2 separate regions of the Homo sapiens genome follow, and region 2 is linked to region 1. Evidence: chromatin contacts called from ENCODE Hi-C or POLR2A ChIA-PET data. All regions are on one chromosome and are shown on one strand. Each heading gives the region's core, a stretch centred on a gene start or an enhancer-like site at or near the end of the contact. The rest is flanking DNA. Distances are from core to core; before and after follow the strand shown.

The links. Hi-C counts contacts between places; a loop is a spot of excess contacts on that map. ChIA-PET counts read pairs that join two places held with the same protein, here RNA polymerase II (POLR2A). Pooled maps may share reads with other maps.
Region 2: a pooled map shows a loop between it and region 1 (5-fold over the local background). The contact joins the enhancer-like site here to the promoter of NPHP4 in region 1. A Hi-C loop is called at or near these places in 1 of 37 single-sample maps with no recorded cell type and 3 of 50 pooled maps. POLR2A ChIA-PET finds 5 or more read pairs at or near these places in 1 of 52 experiments (Panc1).

What each region holds. Positions count from the first base shown.
Region 1 is chr1:5,990,616-5,996,676 of GRCh38, reverse strand. It overlaps NPHP4 (nephrocystin 4), which reads left to right and starts at 4,252. Exons shown (of 30, transcript NM_015102.5): 1 at 4,252-4,433. It also overlaps a transcript of KCNAB2 not described here. RefSeq lists enhancers at 2,903-2,952, 4,829-5,683 and silencers at 3,703-3,952, 4,033-4,212, 4,253-4,422, 4,573-4,752.
Region 2 is chr1:3,676,649-3,681,887 of GRCh38, reverse strand. The region is part of intron 1 of TP73 (tumor protein p73); the gene reads right to left. Among named protein-coding and RNA genes, the nearest start is that of TP73-AS3, 10 kb to the right of the region's middle. RefSeq lists an enhancer at 464-1,199 and a silencer at 1,489-1,656. Within about 2 kb of position 2,892, at least 2 of the 41 ENCODE cell types and tissues checked have a DNase peak (open chromatin) inside an H3K27ac peak, as active enhancers do.

The DNA.
Region 1 (6,061 bases), core at 3,003-5,502:
CTGTTTTGTCTACAACCAGCATGGCGTCAAAGCAGTTAGCTCTGTGGGTACCTGTGTGCTGGAGAAGTGGAGGAGGCTGCCTGCAAGGAGACAGGTGCCGGGGAAGCCGGCAGGGTGGGCATGGGGTTGCTCTGTCACTGAAGACACGCAGAACCTGGGTCTCTGGGGCTAACCATGTGGTCACTGCGCAGAGCAGGGAGTAGCCTCCTGAGACGCTGGCCAGCAGGGGTCTGAGTGGAAACCTGGGTGTGGCAGTGGCAGGGCACCCTCAGGCAGGGAGGGGCCTGAGCCCAGGGCTCATCCCATGGTGGGTGTGCAGGAAGAGGGAGGCTGGCCTTCATCTGAGTTCCCCAGGATGTGGCAGAGGACAAGAGGGCCCAGCATCTGCTCAGGCCCATGAGACAGGGAGTCTCACGCATCTGCCAAGCCCAGGCAGGCAGGAAAGCCTCGAGCCAGTGGGCAGTGACAGGACGAAGCCCAGGTGTGCCACCCCATCTCCCCCAGTGTGCTCTCTCCTGGGGAAGAGGGTCCTGTTCCCTTTGCCTCCTCGGGACTGGCTGAGCGGAGATGGTGTATCCCTTAATAGACTCACCCGAAGATAGACCAGGAGGGGCCTGAACATGGCGGGTCACCCGTCACCAAGGAAAGAGCAGTGTGGGGCTTCCCACGCCACGACAAAGGAGTGCTTCCATATCCCCCAGGGTCTGGGCCTGGGCCTCCAGGGCCTCTTGGGAGACTCACTCCTGCAGAGGTGAGGATTTCAGGCATTCGATGGAGCTCAGGTGATGGCGGAGGGGGCACCTCTCACAGAGTTCTGGCAGGGCAGGAACAGAATCAAGGTTTCCTCACTAGCTGGGAGGCCAGGATCAGTTTCACTGCTGCTCTGTGCCTCAGTTTCCCTATCCAGCCTCCCTCACAGGGTTGTTTACAAGTGCCGGAGGCGAACTGAGGTCATGAGTGTAGTTCCAGTGTGGGGAGGGTCCCTCCTTTCCTTCATCCCACCACGGACCTGGTGCCCTCACTCTTCTCTAACTATGGGGCCATCTCTTTGAAGGCCACGAACAACAGTACCCTTGCACCAGGGCCTGCATGCCAGGCAGGACTGAGTCGCTGAGAAATCTCCATGGTAGTGGCACCTCCCAGTCCCAAAAGCCCCTCCAGTGACCTGGACACACCCAAGGGCACTGGCTGCGCCCATGAATGTCAGCAATGCCTCCAAGTGGCCTTCTGAAGGGACAGCCGGTCATGTCCTCGGGGTGCTGGCTTCCCCCAGCTCGGACAGCCAAGGCATGAACTGGGCTCAAATAAGTAGGAAGTAGGGGGTCCAACCCAGCTCCGTCACTGCCTCTGTTGACCCTGGAGAAGCCTGTCCTTCCGTTTAGTCCTCTGAGAGCAAGGATGACCGGCTGCTGGGTGCCAAGACCCAAGTCCTCCTGGTGGTGGGAGGGGGACTGGCGGGAACATGGGGTCTATGGCCCTAGACACCTCTGGCATCAATCCTTCTCGAATTGCCGCCCCGAGCTGCCCACTGTCCTGCCTCCTTATTCAGGGACGCCAGGAAAACATTCACTCTGGGACCTCTGGCGGCGTGAATATCACTGAGAACTTAGCCGAGGACCAGACACATACCGCACCTGGCCAGAGTCCCTGGAAACAGAAGCACGGTCCCCTGGTTCTCGCGAGGGAGCAGGCTCTCCTTCCACACAGATGATGTGTTCCCAGTTACCACGGCAGAGCACCAACACACAGGAAGGTCTAGGGGAGGCCCCTCCCTCCAAGCCCAGGCCGGAAACTGCCAAATCAAAACTGTGTGGCACTCGCTTCCTCCTGAACCATTTGGGTCTTAGAAGATGACTGAAAAATGAAAGCGAGGAAGCCTTCTCTAGCTGGCCAGCCCATGGCACCCTCGGCCTTTCCAGCTCTCTAGCGCCATGGCCCACGTCCCACCTCCCGGGTGCAATGGCTTCTGTGCACACTGCTTCCCATCCAGGCTCCAAATCCAGACCCAAGACGGTTCTCAACCAAGAAACACACGAAAAGGGTTTCACACTTTTTCACGACACCCCCCAACTCCAGTGCCTGGCTCAGCCCCCAGGTGTTGACTAGCACCTACAAAGCATTTGCTGACTGGCGCAGGGAAAAAAAAAATGGCCCTGGGTGTCAACAGGGAAGCCCCTACCATGCTGCTCTCGAGGGATGTGCTGCGGCCCGAACACTGTCAGTGCCACTGAGGCCGAGTGTGGCCGTGGAGACAATGACAGGACCTGGAGGACCAAGTGCACTCTTAGGGCCCCACACTGCGAGAGCACAGGGCCAGGAGCTGCACAGGGCTCTGCAGCAGACACGGCCGCCAGGCGAGAATCAGGTGGGCAGATGTGACTCTCCACACGTAGGTCCCCAAACCCTGCAACCTGCAACGCGGGGCCTGAATGCGGCTTCCTTAGCAGAGCAGGAGCTTACTCTTGGCACTGGGGGAAAGGGGAGGGGTGAGGCTGGGGTTTTTGTCGGGGAGGAGAAGTTGCAGAGAAAGAAAAAATCCTGAAACGACAGACAGTGGGACAGCTGTGGCCTGAACTTGGTGTTCTTGCTCCTCGGATGTGGATGTATTAATTTCCATAAATGCTAATAGCCCACTTCCCCAAGAGCTATTACTTATGTCATCTCCCCTTGGACACAGTTCAACACAGGGCAGACAAATGAAAGGGAGGAAAAGACAACCCCCAGTGGCGGTCCCCAGCTCCTCAGCCCCCTCCCAACCAGGCAGCTCAGGTCTGGTTCCTAAGGTGGCCCTGCTAACCGCAGGGTCAAGACCCCTGCCTTCAGCTCCGTAGCCAGGTCCCTATCACGACAGGAAGCAAGAAAGTTACCAACCCCAAAAATGCTGAATCACAAAGTGAGGCTGAGCAGGAAAGTGGGGGTGGGGAGGGAAGGAGACGGTGGCCAGGGAGGAAAGGTGCTAAGGGGCTTTCCACCTGGAGCACCCCGGGATGCTGCGGGCAAAGCACAGTCCCTGTAAGAGCCCCCAGGACAAATGCCAGGAGGAGGGACACCAGGATGCGGCTGGTTGGCGGGGTGGGAAGGTGGGCAGGTACCCCGGCTGCTGCTAATGCCGCAGGACGCGGTGCAGCAGTGGGGTCTTTGCATCCTGGGAGCAGCAGCAGGTAGGGAGGTGCGGAAGTGCTTTGTGCCAAGGCCTGGCAGGAGGGAGAAGCTTAAGATAGGAGTAGGGGCTCAGGGTCAGAAGTGGCGGTGTGTGTGCTGTAAACAGCCCGAGGAACTGGTGCAGGAAGCAGGGTCACAGTCTTGGGGAGCAGGGTAAGGTGGTGAGAGCGTGCCCGCGGGGAGAGGTCGGAGGGGCTGGGGGCAGAATGGGAGGGTGGGGAAAGGGACCGGAGCGACACAGGGACAGGCAGCGAGAACGACGGATGAGCCTTGAGAAGCGATCAGGAGGAGAGATGGGGAGGACCGGGAACAGCAGCGCCCCGGTGGGGCTGCGCAGAGGCCGGGAGAGGGGATGAGAGGAGGATGGAGGAAAGGGGAGGGCGAGGCTGCTAGGACCGGAGCGGGCAGAGATGGGGAAGAGGTGCACCGGGAAGAGGGACGGCGGCAGGGGCAGGGGTCAGGGATGCGAGCTGAAGGGTCGGGCGGGCGGGAGGACAGGGAAGGAAAGACAGAAAGGGATGGGGGAAGGGAGACGATGGAGAAGGAGGTGAGGAGGCTGGAGAGGAGGTGAGACAGCGGCGGAGGCAGGGACGCAGGGCCGGGGAAGAAGAGATGGAGACGGGACCGCGGCGCCTGCCGCAGCGCGGGCCTCGCGGATACCCGCCGCCGCCGTCCCGGAGCAGCTTGGTGGAAAGCGCGCCCCGCCGGGGTCTCCCCGGTACTCACCTGGGGGCTCCAGCTCCGGATCCTGTGCCCCGCGCCGGATCTTCCTTCCCGCCCTGCCCCTGCGACTTTAGCGCCCCCGAATCCCGCTAGCTCCTGCAGGTTCCGCCAGCAGCATCTTCACCTCGTGGGACGCCCGGGGCCACGCCTCTTCCAGCTTCTGATTGGCTATTGTTCACGCCAGTCACATTACCATTGGTTGAGGGGTCGTCGGACATGCAAATCAGGATGGGCCCGCCGCCGCACCGATTGGCTGGCGCTCGCAAAGCGCAGCCCTCGACTTGGGCTCTGATTGGCTCCGCGGCCCTGACGGCGACAGTGACGCGAGGCGGGTTCTTGGACTGAGTGTGCGGCGCGGTGCGCCGCCTTCCGAGGCTCCTCCCGCGGGTGGCAGCGGACGGGGCGCGCCCCTCGGCCAGTCCTCGGTCCTCAGGCTTGTGGCTCCGTTGAGCACCGGCCGCCGGGCCTCTGGGTCCGTCGAGTGGAGACTCTCTGAAAAGCGTGGGCTCCGTGGCCTCCGGCGCGGCCGCGGCGGGTCGGTCTCCTAGGTAACGCGGCCCGCGGCGGGCGGAACCATGTGGGCCGGCGCCGCGGGGGAGGTTGGACGCGGCCTCGAGGCACAGGGGGCCTCAGTGTTGGCCAGAGCCTCGGGGTTCGGGGGTAGGGTGGTCCACGCCGTCCCTGCGTGGGGGCCCGGTGCCTGGGGTGCGGCGGTGGCGCGCGGCGGGGGCTGTCCCCGCGTTAGTCGCAGGCGTCCCCCCTCGTCGGGACACTTGGGGTCGGGGCCGCTGGGTGCCGTTTGGCTACGTGGGTTCCTTTCTGCCCTTGCCCTTTGCCCCCTGCCCCCTGCCCCCTGCCCCCTGCCCCCTGGCCTCTCTGCAGCCCCTCGGCTGAAGGGAGCGCGGTACCGATGTTCTGGGCCTTGGCTCCCCGCGCCCTAGTCCGCGCGCATCCTTCCCAGGCCGGAGTCCGCGGACCCCGCCTGGCCGCGCCCCTCCGCCCCTCCTCCCCGCCCCCCGGCTCCAGCTCCGGCTCCGGCTGTCAGTTCCCCGCGGTGGCTCTGCGGCCTTCGGGCGTCCCTGCGAGGCTTTGTACCCGGCGCCGTCCCGGCCTTCTGCGCCCCTTTCCTGCCTTGGAACCTCCCGGCCGACCCGGCCCGGAAGGCGCCACCCGCTCCCGCGTGCCCTTCCCCACGCGTGCAGGCTGCTCCCGCCCGCCCCCGGGCTTGCAGGCACCTCGCTGCCCGAGATTCCTCGTGTCTAACTTCTTAGGAGACCGCTGCTTTCTGCCTCCGTGTGTCGCGATGTGTGGCTTTGGTGGACGTCTGTGAAGGAAATCCAGCCTCTCGCGTGTGTAGTTGGCAAAAGGAGGAGTATTTCTGTTGATGGTGGGCAGCGCCTCCCGGTCCTAACCCAGGGCTCCGTTCGTTGCACCTCCTCTGTGCAGTTTCCGTAGGTCACACTTGTGTCTTTTTGTATGCTAATTTGTGCCCCGTTTCTTTACATTCTATGGGGGTAGCGAGCTTGTCTGCTGTGTTCAAGACCGTTTCTCCCGGGCGCAGGGTAGGTGCTGAAAGAATGCTCATGAATGAGGGAATTCCAGGCAGTGCTTAATCAGACCTCTGCTTCCCCAAAAGCTCCCCAAGGCATCTGGGTCTCAGGCATTACACATTTTCCATTCCGGGAAGGAGGCTTCCCGGACCCTGACAGCGCCTCCCACCCCCTGCATCTTCCTTCAGCCCTGCTCACCTCTGCACCCTCCCGGGGGCCTGTTGCTGCTCACAGTCACTTTCTTGTCTTTCTCCCCCACTGGCTTTCTAGATGCTTGAAGACAGCACATTTGACAGCCTTCTTATGCACTGGAACACAAGTGCTCGGGAAATAGTTGCTGAATAGATCAGCAGAAGCAGAGATCTCAAGGAGATTTCACAGCTCTCATTTTGGAGGTTGGAAACAGGTGGGGAGGCTGCGAATCTGTCCTGAAGTTAAAGAGGAGACAGCATTAGCCCTGGGTTCCTTTGGTGCTCTTACTTTTTCCCTCTGGGCCTCTCTTCTCCCTTGGCCTCTCCTGGCCTCCTTGATTGAGGTAGTGGGAGGTAGTTATAATAGCTTACAGTATTATATCTATAATACTATTATAATAGCTAGTTATAATAGCTAGCTGTGTGACCTTGGAT
Region 2 (5,239 bases), core at 1,643-4,142, 2.3 Mb after region 1:
CCGGAACAAGTGTGTGAGGCCTGTGGTCTGTTACGATCCCCTGTGTCTGGGTTTGGCCTGGGGGATGCAGCCAGGTTTGGGGTCTCCCTGATGCCCGGGACCTGGAGGTGGCTCCGGTCCCGGTCACCCCATCTTGGGAACAGCGTGTGTGAGGGCTGCGCTGGAGGCTGCAGCCAAGCCCCCGGCTAGAGCCTAGCTGTGCCCACTGCTGCAGGACACAGACGCCCCCTCGCCTTCTGAGCTGGGGCTCCTTCCTGCACCCCAGGGCCACAGGGAAGCCTGGCAAGGCTGGGAACTTGAAGCTGCCCTGTCCTGCAGCCGGCCACTGCCTGGGTGGTCACGCCTTGAGAAGGAGACACCCAGGGATTGGAGAGCTCTGACCCCAGCGCCCGTCCGCTGGTCTTTGTCTCCACCATTGCTCCCCTGAGAACCCCTGGGCCCAGCTCCCAGTGGCCCTGGACACCCATGAGGAGGTGGCAGTGTCCAGGCAGAGCACAGCTGGGGGAGGGGACAGGGAAACCCGAGCCCACCCTGCCCACAGCCCCCAGCCCCGGCTGAGGTGACCTCTCCCCTGGGCCAGCCTCCCAGGTCCTCGGTGAGGTGCTATGGGACAGGCTTGGCCACCGCCCTGCAATGCTCAGGCAGGCAGGCCTGGACCTGCCCACGGCCAGCGGGGGTGCAGGCCATGGCCTGGAACCTGTCGTTTTTGTCCTTCCCCAGGCAGGCGGGAGCTGATAGAAGCCTGTGGCTGCCACGTGCCGGGCCCTGGAGAAGTGGCACAGGCCAGGCTGAGGGGCGGTCCGTGAGCCATGATGGCCTGGGACAAGCAGCTTAGAGGGTGCTGGCCCAAGCCACCTCTCCCAGGTGGGCGTGACCGCTCCATCCACTTTTCAGGAGCCCCAAGGCTCAGAGGGGTTAAGTGACTTGTGTGAGGTCACACGGCTGTAAGTGCTGGTGATGAATGCTCCAGGGGCTCTTAGAATTAGAAGTTAATTTGGTTGCCCTGCCCCACCCCACTTCACCATCACGTGGCCAGGTGGGTGTGCCCTTGCAGGCCTCCGATCCTGGGCTGGGCTAAAACCCCAGTGGAGCTGAGGGTGTGCATGGGGACCGCACCATTCCGTTAATTTAAAATGGGAGAGTGTGACAGGAAGCAGAACCGCAGGTCCAGCTGAGGCTGGCACAGGGCCCCGGGGGAGAGCAGAACCCGCCCTTGCCCATACCCCACGGTGGGTCCCTTTGGGCTGAGCAGTATGAGTAGGGTAGCCTCTTGGTGCAGGTATGTGGGCCAAGGCTGGGTGGGCACAAGTGAGGGGTCCCAGGCATGTTTCCTGAAGGGCAGGAGCACTGGAGGGGCTGGACTCGGAGGAAAGAAATTCCCTTAGATCCAAGAGGACAAGCCTGGGAAGGTTTTGCCGCCAGAGGCCTCTGGGTCGCATCCCCTTCATTTTGTAGATGGGCCACCTGAGTCCAGAGATGGAAATGGACTTGCCATCCACAGCAGGTGGATGACAAAATCCCAGCTCCCTTCACAGCAGCACCATTCCTGGTAGCTGAACGGTGCACATAGCCCAGACGCCCATCAGCAGAGGGCCGGGCACAGGAGATGTGGTGCCAGCAAGCAATGGAACATTACGCGGCCATGAAAAGGAACGAAGCTCTGACATGCTACAGCGTGGGTGAGACCTGAAAACCTCATGCTCAGGACACATGACCTCATCTGTCAGCCTGTGAGCTGTCCCCTCCCAAGGCTAAGGTGGGACAAAGACAGAGAGAGACAGAGACAGAGAGACAGAGAGAAACAAGGACAAAGAGAGACAGAGACATAGAGACAGGGATAGAGACAGGAAGAGAGAGACAGAGAGAGAGAGACAAGGACAAAGAAAGAGAAAGACAGGAAGAGAGACAGAGAGACAGGGACAAAGAGAGAGACAAAGAGAGACAGAAAGAGACAGGGAAAGAGATAGAGAGAGACAGGAAGAGAGACAGAGAGACGGAGAGAGACAAAGGCAGAGAGAGACAGGGACAAAGAGAGACAGAGAGATACAAGGACAAAGAGAGACAGAGACAGAGACAGAGAGACAGGGACAAAGAGAGACAAAACAGAGAGACAAGGACAAAGAGAGACGGAGAGAGACAAAGGCAGAGAGAGACAGGGACAAAGAGAGACGGAGAGAGACAAAGGCAGAGAGAGACAGGGACAAAGAGAGACAGAGAGATACAAGGACAAAGAGAGAGAGAGACAGAGACAGAGAGACAGGGACAAAGAGAGACAAAACAGAGAGACAAGGACAAAGAGAGACAGAGAGTGAGAGAGACAGAGACAGGGAGAGACAAGGACAAAGAGAGACAGAGAGATGGAGAGAGACAGAGACAGAGAGACAGGGAGAGAGACAGAGAGAGATGGAGAGAGACAGGGAGACAGAGACAGACAGAGACAGACAGAGAAACAGAGGGAAAGAGAGAGGGACAGGGAGACAGACAGCGTGGGAGCCGACGGCATCCCGCCGCACCCCTACTGGAGGTCCAGGGGTTCCGTGAACAGGTGTGCACGGGGCATCCCTCCGCGCAGGGCTCAGGGCTCACAGGAACTGGTCGGCAAAACATGATTTGTGATCTTATGCCTGGGACATGGGCGTTGGCTGTATTTTCAAGTCGGCATCCTGTGAACTCCCCCTGAAGCGACACCCTCTCTTCCCACTGAACCCTGAATGAGGAACAGCGACCCTTCTTGTCAGCGCGCCTCTGCCTGCCGGAGACCCAGCTTCCACATCCCCTGACCGGCACCCACTGTGCACTGCAGGACACCAGCTTGGCCTCTCATCCCTGCCTGGGCACAGGACAGAGGCCAGCGAGCGTGGTCGTGGGTCCCCGATCCCACCCGTCCGGCCCTCCAGGCTCACAGGACAGGCCACCACCAGGAGCATGTGGGGTGGGAAAGGGGCTTCCTCCACGCCAGGAGTTGGGTCCCCAAACATCCCCAGGCCTGTTTGCCTGAGATGTGGGCAGTGGGCCTCCAGGTGCAGGCGTGTGGACCAGCCGGAAGCCCTGGGCAGATGCATCTTCCAGGACACCCCTCCCCACAGTGGGGCTGGGGCAGGGCCCAGGAATCTGCCCCTTTAACAAGCCTCCAGGGGAGTCATGAAGAGCCTGGGACAGGCCCCCTGAGGAGGACACTGTCATGAGGGCCAGCCTTGCCACTGCTCGGGGCCCTGCTGCAGCCACCGGCCTCCCCCATGGGAATCGGGTTCCTCATTAGCCAAAACCAGGACCCGGAAACCTGCCCAGACTTAAAGCACACGGAGGAACTTGAACCGGAAGCCACGAGATGCCTGATTCCCAACTTCCTGGGAAAACGCCAACGCTGGTAGCATTGGTCCCAGGGCCCCACAGGAACACTGCTCACAGGCACAGGCGCCAGGCAGGGGCTCCCCCAACCGGCCTCACACACCTGAGCTGATGACTGGCTCCGCAGGCATCTGGGAGTACTGGGCATGAGGAACAGGAAGCTCTGTTGGGGGTGCAGGGACGCTGCGCTGGGGCAGGGGGAGTATGTGCCCTCTGCCCACAGCCGCCTTTCAGGCAAGGATCCCAGTGGCGAGAAAAATAAGTCAATTCTAATAAAATGGCCTTTCAATTAAATCCAATTTTCCCAACCATTTGCCTTTTAATTTGAAAATTCGTTCACAAGGGGATCACGGTTCTGGGACAAAACAGAAATTGCTTTTGAAACGTTGCCAATAGTTTTAAAAATCATGTGTATCAATGGGGAAAGGAGACCAATTTCATAAGACATCTTTAGGAAGTTTTATCAACATCATAAAATGCAAATACATTATTGGAAGTGTAGGTTTTTCTAAGAAGATTTAGTCTAGGAGGGATGGGCTGGGTGCAGTGGTTCATAACTGTAATCCCAACACTTTAGGAGGCCAAGGAGGGAGGATTACTTGAGCCCAAGGGCTTGAGACCAGCCTGGGCAACACAGGGAGACCTCAGCTCTCCAAAAACTTAAAAAAATATTAGCTGGGCATGAGGGCGTGATGGCATGTGCCTGCAGTCCAAACCACGCAGGGTGCTGAGGTGGGAGAATCACTTGAGCCCAGGGGCTCGAGGCTGCAGTGAGCCATGATTGCACCACTGCACTCCAGTCTGGGCAACAGAGCTAGACCACAACTCTAAAAAAAAAAAAAAAAAAAAGGGAAGGAAGGAAATGAAATAAATGAGTTCTCAGTTGTAACAGGGGCGTCCAGTGTGTATTACCACAGGTCTTGCAGTGGAAGGCTTTGTGTGGCCACAGCATTTGGGGGTGGTCATTGGGGAGCTGCTGGCCGGCACCCCCCCAGCCCTGGCACCATCAAGTCAGGGCACAGAGTTGCAAAGGACAGTTGTGCTGGGTGTTCCTGGTTACGCTGTAGCCAGGCTGTAGGCTGCTGGCACACCCAGGAAGCAGGGCACCTCGACCCTGCCCCAACTTCCATGAGGCCTCAGACAAGTCCCCTCCCTTTGCCAGGCTGGAAAGGTGACCAGCGTTCCAAGTCCTACAGTGCCCACAGCAGTGGGAGCAGGACAAAGACCAGCCACCGAGGGCCCTCCGGCAAACCCAGACCTCAGCCTGCTTGGATCCTCAACTCCAGGGGCCGCTGTACCAGCTGCACCACAGGGAGAGCCCCCACACACGTGTGACTCAGAACAGGAAAGGAACTCACACCAGCAATTAGGCCCCCACAGCTTCCCCGGGACCCACGGAGCACAGGTGGGCTGGGGAGGGGACTGTGTGGCCCAGAAAACCAGCCTGCCCAAGCTCCCTGGAGCTGAAAACAAGGCTCTCTGATGACTTCTCGGTTTGACTCAGGGCCTTCTGAGGTCTCAGCCTAGGGGTTCTCACCAGGGGCAGTTCCACCCCCAGAGGATATTCCCATGTGGGGACATTTTCCACGGGGTCAGAGGGTGCTGTGGAATCTAGTGTGCAAGACAGGGATGCTGCTTAGCACCCTACGTTGCTCAGGGCAGCTGCCCACAGCAGAACGCACGCCCAGCTGTCGGGGCCGTGGCGGAGAGGGGGTGCTGTGCCATGGCTCCGAGCTGAGGCTGGCCAGGCACTTTGCAGGGCCTCAGGCTCACACGCCAACCCTGCCCCAGTTCAGAGATGAGCAAGTGGAGGCCAGGAGGCCCAGTGGCTGGCCCAAAGCTACTGAGGGCTGAGGAGCTGGGACTCCAGCCAAGCCCAGGTCCTCTGATG